2 separate regions of the Homo sapiens genome follow, and region 2 is linked to region 1. Evidence: chromatin loops called from intact Hi-C (ENCODE). Cell type or tissue: Caco-2. All regions are shown on one strand. Links, peaks and the distances in the headings refer to the core of each region. The heading gives the core; the rest is flanking DNA.

Region 1 (2,924 bases), core at 124-2,623:
CACCCGGCTCCAGGCACATCCCGGCAGCTCTGCCGTCTTCCAGTTCATAACTGTTCCTCAGCGTGCATCCTCTTTCCTCTATTTTCATTTCTCTTCTTAATCATTCTTTTTTATTCTTCCTAGGCTCTTTTAAGTAAACCTTTAAGGCTGAAGTATAACATAAATGCAGAAAAGATCACAAATTGCAAGTGCCCAGAGAATTTTGGGGAACATACATCTGTGCAACCTGAATTCAGCTCAAGAAGTCAATCACTGCCAGCACCCCAGAAGCCTCCCTTGCATACAGAGCCCACGCACCCAGAGCAAATCTCCATTCTGATTTATTTCACTGTAGATTAATTTTGCCTGGACTATATGACACCTACTCTTTAGAGACTAGCTTTATTCATTCACCATCATATTTGTGAAAGTCTCCCTTTCTGTTTGCTAATTTTACTGCTGCATAGCAGGGGTTAGCAAGCGCTTTCTTAAAGAGCCATGTAGTATGTATTTTGCCTTTCAGGCCGAAAAAGTCTCTCTGGCAGTATAGCACAAAAAGCAGCCACAGACAATACATAAGGAAATGAATCTTGCTGTGCCCTAATACAAATGCATTTATGGACACTGAAATTTGACTTTTATATAACCTTCACATGGCATAAAATCTCCTACTTTCAAAAATTTTACATCTAAAATGTAAGAACCTTTTTTAGTTTGCAGGCTCTAAGAAGCAGGCGATGGGCCAGATTCGACCTACAGGATGGAGTTTGCAGACTCATGCTGTGTAGTATTCTTTTGCACGAATATACCATCGTTCATTTATACATTCTACTCTTCGCAAATGTTTTCTTTCAAGTTTTGATCCAAAAAAAGATTTCTATTAAAGCTGATATATAAAAGCAGTGGCGGTAATAATCCCACATCTAAAAGAAAATGAAAGCCATTAATTTTTAAGGAAAATTGGATATTTAAGGGGAAAATTTCTTAGTCAACATCTAATATTTTTAAAGATACATGTATTAATAAATCTCCTTTGGAAAATCCACAAAATTGCCTATCATTTCATTTTCCCCATAATAAAATCGGCTTAATCTTCTTTATCTCAAGTATGAGTATTTCCCTCAAAAGTAGAGGAGGCAACGCTCTAATTCATTTTTGTTTCAACTTTGAGCATTGCAAAACCTTGTTCTCTTTCATGTGGCCATTGCATCAGTGTGGATTTTCAAATGTTTTACTAGCACAATGGGCTTGGATAGAGTGATTTGGGGTCTTATCACCCTCTAGTTTTAATAGTGTCTATTACACAGGCAATTTAAAAATTTAGGATTGCCTATAAAGATAGTTCATTTAACTTTTTTTTTTTTTTTTTTAAAAAGCTACTTCCCCTTAAACTCCAATAACTGATAAGGAGATAAGACAGGATATCGTGGAGGAAAGAATGTCTATGCAAACACAATCCTGGCACTGTGAGGCATGCTGCTGGTCTTGACAAACATTGCTCTAATCAGGGGCATATCACAAACACTTCTGAAACTTTAGAAAAGGATGCAAGGTGCTGTGTGATGAGGTGCCAAGTGAGTCTAAGAGACGACCTGCACTCAAGATTCCACAGGTGGGAGACGTCGGCACAGGAGAGTATGGGACGGAATGGACTGATGAGGGTCAGGGAGAAGGCTAGAACTGAGCTCGGCTTTTGAGAATGGACACAGGGGAGGAGCCTTGTGGATGAAAGGTCATCTTGAACAGAGGAAGTAATGTGAGCCAAAGAACAGGGTGCGGGAACAAAGCAAAGTGGACTTCCTTGTCAGAGGAAAACCCCATGGTGAGACCTAGGTAGAAACTGAAGGCAGACTGCAGTCAGAGTTTGGTAGGTGAGGAAGACTGAAGAGTAAAGGATTGGTAACAGCAACATTTTTAGGAATGATTGACCCCAAAACCATACTAAGATGAAAAAATAAAAATAAATTAAAAACTGAAGGCAAATCTGTCAGTCCCAAAGCCAAGAAAATAAATATCCCATGTGAAGTGATAAGATATGACAGCTATGAAAATAGAAATACACAGATGTGAGAAATATGGCAGTTCATGGAGAGGAGGAATCAAATATTCAACTCCATGTTGTTAAACGTGTATGAGTTGGAAAGTGTTGCTGTCATTGCCAGAAATAGGGAAATCTGGGGCGGGAGCTAATTTTAGTAGAAAAGGGAGTTTGGTTTTAACTGTATTAAACTTAAGCATGAATCCACAATGGTTCCACCCTGGATCACAGCTTTGATTTTTCCAAAGGAAATGTTATAGTCTAAGGCAAGGGAAGGCAAACTACAGCCCACAGGCCAATCCTGCTGACTGAATGTTTTTATAAACAAAGTTTTATTGGAACACACCTTGCCCCTTCATGAACATGTGGCCTCTGGCTGCTTTTTCACTTCAACAGCAGCATTGAGTGTTTGTGAGAGAGATCATTATAGCCCACAAGACTAAAATATTTACTATCTGGCCCTTTACAGAAAAAGGCTGCAGATCTTTAGTTAAAGTTATAGAGGGCTGAAATCAGCAGGAAAGATTTGAGGTTTTTGAAGAAAGTCCTCAGACAAGACAAGACTTCCTGAGATGAAGTGTGTGGGATACCACAGAGCAGAGGACCGAGCGGTCCTACCACGGCCAGCGTTTCACAAAATGGGAGAAATCCTGGGATGAAACAGCTCAACCTGATATGCTGCAGGCATCTACCATCATGCAAGAAGAGAAAAGAACCCGAGGTCAAGAGAAGGCCTTACCAATGTGTGTCCTGGGAGGACTATTTCCAGAGGGTGATATTCAGACTGTATACAGGTCCTCTCTCCTCCACACAGGATTCCTGGAGAATTCCGAGGCTGGAAACAAGGGCCAGTGGCCTCTCATAGGTGTGTTAGTGCTTGGTGAAGTTGTACAAATGTCAAAGAGAA
Region 2 (2,924 bases), core at 242-2,741, 77 kb before region 1:
TAGTTGTTTCTCTCACATCTTCCCAAAGAACAAGAAGGCAAATGAGGTATCCTTTTGTTTTTCAATGTCATCATGCACCAATGGATTTAAATGGATCTTACGTATTTCAGTGCAGTTATTATTGTTGATGTTCATATTGACCATTGGCCAAGGGGAATTTATTCAAGTTGACTTGCATCTTTCTGACATTACCCCAGTAATCTCTGATTGTTCTCAGGTTGTGGGGAGGCCTCAAGTGGCCCAAGGAGAAAAGGAAGGAAAGAAAGAGGAGGGAAAAGCAACATAGAAGAAAGAAAAATAAAAAATAAATTGGCTACTTTTTGATTCAGCTTCAATTTAGGCCACTTTAATGGCACTGATGAATGCACACTCCCTACTAAATGCACAACCACTGGTGATTGTAAACCCATATCCATAGTTTCAAACAAAAAGAGATGCAGCACCTTCAGGAAAGCCTGAAGCATTTTTATCCTTGTTAAACCAAAGCTGAGTACTCTTCCCCCAGTAAAACATCTGTGAATCTGTGATGGTGTCTCAGAATCTGACCACAGACATTAGGGCTGCTTCCCAGCTGTGACTCATAGAGTAGTTCTTCATCTTCACTAGGATGATTAGGGTATGTGCCTAAATAATCATTTTTCATTTCATTTCCCATTTAAATAAAGCTTGGTATAGTCTACTACCTTTGAAGGAAAACAAGACTTATAAGACTGGAGTCAGGATTTGCTTGTGTTTGTGATACCTTTGCTTCACAGAGCTGAACTTTGCGCAAGTTTTATGCAATGGGTACCCTGTATCATTGCAGCCATATCCCAGGACAACACTCTTGAGTGATAGCTGCTTCTTGGGGCAGGTTCAAATAAGCAATTCAGTTGCTAGGTACATCGTGTCCCAGTATGCAATGTTGCTAGGTACATCGTGTCCCAGTATGCAATGTGGAAAAACCAGTCCTTTCTACCTACACAGGATTTTCAGGGCAAACAGCATCCTTGCTAGACGGTAACACTGGGCCCATGTTTGGAGTTTTCATAGCTCATATTCCAGTTACTTAGAATTGACTGGGTACATCTATGTGTTCAACACCATGAAACTCCAAGTCCAGCACAAAAGAATGGCAACAAGAAAGAGGAACAAATTGAGGGTAAATAGTAAATATTTTTATCTAGGAGAGACATTTATCCACTTTTCCCTAGCAACACCCAGCATCATTCAGGAAGTTTGGTTTTTATTTCTGGTTCTGAACCATTGATGATTGTTTTCCAAGGTTTTGACCGTTGGCTATGGAAGTGGCTGAAACCTGCCTTTGCCTGGAGAAAGAAGAGGATTGAAGACAGTAATTGAAGGGACTCTGGGATGGTACAGACTGTGCAGATTTGGAGGGAGTGAGACTGTCGCTTGCATTCCTGAGCTCCTACCTGACCTCTGTACATGCTGAGGAGCTGACCTGAGGCCAGTGCATGCCAGAATATCACTTGAGAACTTTATTAGTCTATTAGTGTAAATACTTTAGAGATAACTTAGTAAACCTGCGCTTCTATTATCATAAACTCTTCCCTAATGAAAAGGTAGTTTAGGCAATCCTGGTTGAAACCATGCCTCTCTATCTTCTATTTTTAAACTGATGCATGGGCTTATTCCGCCTCATTGCCTGGACTTGGACTATGAAGATCTTTATTGCTTTTGAGTAAAGATGTTTTCTTTCCATCAATACACAAGCACTCGTTAATAATTACAATATTCTGGAACACCCTTTCTGAACCACTCACTTTGGCTTTCTTTAATCTTCCATTATTCTCATAAAAGAGAAGTTAAAACTATTTCTTTTTCAAATGAACACCTGTAACATATCTCCTAGCATCTTGTAAGATCTGGAGAGAGATAGTAGTATAATAATTAGCATTGCAAAATTTTCTGTTCTCATTTCTATTTATTAAGCAAATGTTCTTGGAAAGGTTCTTAAATTATAATTTAAATATTACATATACATACATATTCTTAGAATTCTACTCAGATTTTTCTGCATAATTTTAATGCCTTAAAATGCTTACATTTGCATTTAGCTACTCTTCTGAAGATTAATAGAACCAGCAAAAGTAATCACATTATGAACAACTTAAATATAGAATTTTGAGCATGCACGCCCCTTTTTTCCCTTTTCATTTTTCTCAACTATCATTTGGCCCGGAATCTCAAAGATCTGAGGAAACAAAAAATCTAAATTACAAAGCATCTTGGTTCTTTATCTCTTTCTTCTTTGACCCCTTAAGAATATAAACTCAATTCTGGGCCCTTGGTTTATGGCTATTACTTGTGATTACTCTTAAAGGGCAGCCCTTGCAGGGTTACCTAGGAGAAAGAAGTGACAACCTTCTGCTGGGGCCGCTCTGAAAAGAGGGGCAAGGACCCCCTGCTTCCCAAAGGATATCCCTAACCCCAGGTGGGAACAGCCTCCAGAGAGGCAGTGAACTCTTCAGTACACAGAGAGATGCAGTCACATTTGTTTACTGGCCAGCTGAAACCTAGCAAGATATATCTTTTTTTCTCAGCCTTTGGTGAAAATCTCTCTAAAATGTGCACTATTGTAATAAGCAAAAAAAAAAAAAAAAAAAAAGATGAATATGATTGAGTTTCTTGCTTAATGCCGAATATTCATATAATGACCTTAATTATTCTGACCCTCAAATATTATAGTATCACATATAGAGCAGTGTTTTTTCAAAGTGTGATCCCTGGACCAGCTACATTGGCAAAGCTTGGAGAAATGGTTCAGAGTTAGACCAAACAACCAATAAATGAGAATTTAAAGGCTTACGAACTGGGAAAGTGCATTTTAACACATTTTTAATAATTCTGATGCTCACTGAACAAGTGACTGAATATTAATTATACCACAGGAAAACTACAGCATAAAAAAAGCTAGGGTA

Evidence for each region. Hi-C counts contacts between places; a loop is a spot of excess contacts. Peaks named below come from ENCODE experiments on the same cell type or tissue, not always from the same donor. Only the 100,000 strongest peaks of a DNase experiment are listed, where the experiment ranks them.
Region 2: it touches region 1 in a loop (4-fold over the local background); 2 of 110 quality-filtered maps call a loop at or near these places.

The regions. Positions count from the first base shown.
Region 1 is chr13:109,585,525-109,588,448 of GRCh38, forward strand. It overlaps LOC124903210 (a long non-coding RNA gene), which reads right to left. Exons shown (of 2, transcript XR_007063870.1): 2 at 1-2,924. Among named protein-coding and RNA genes, the nearest start is that of LINC00676, 140 kb to the right of the region's middle. In Caco-2, for the core only: no CTCF peak of the experiment used is centred there; a DNase peak (open chromatin) is centred at 1,607; H3K4me3 peaks cover 349 bases.
Region 2 is chr13:109,508,807-109,511,730 of GRCh38, forward strand. No RefSeq gene overlaps it. Among named protein-coding and RNA genes, the nearest start is that of LINC00399, 110 kb to the left of the region's middle. In Caco-2, for the core only: no CTCF peak of the experiment used is centred there; DNase peaks (open chromatin) are centred at 921 and 1,435.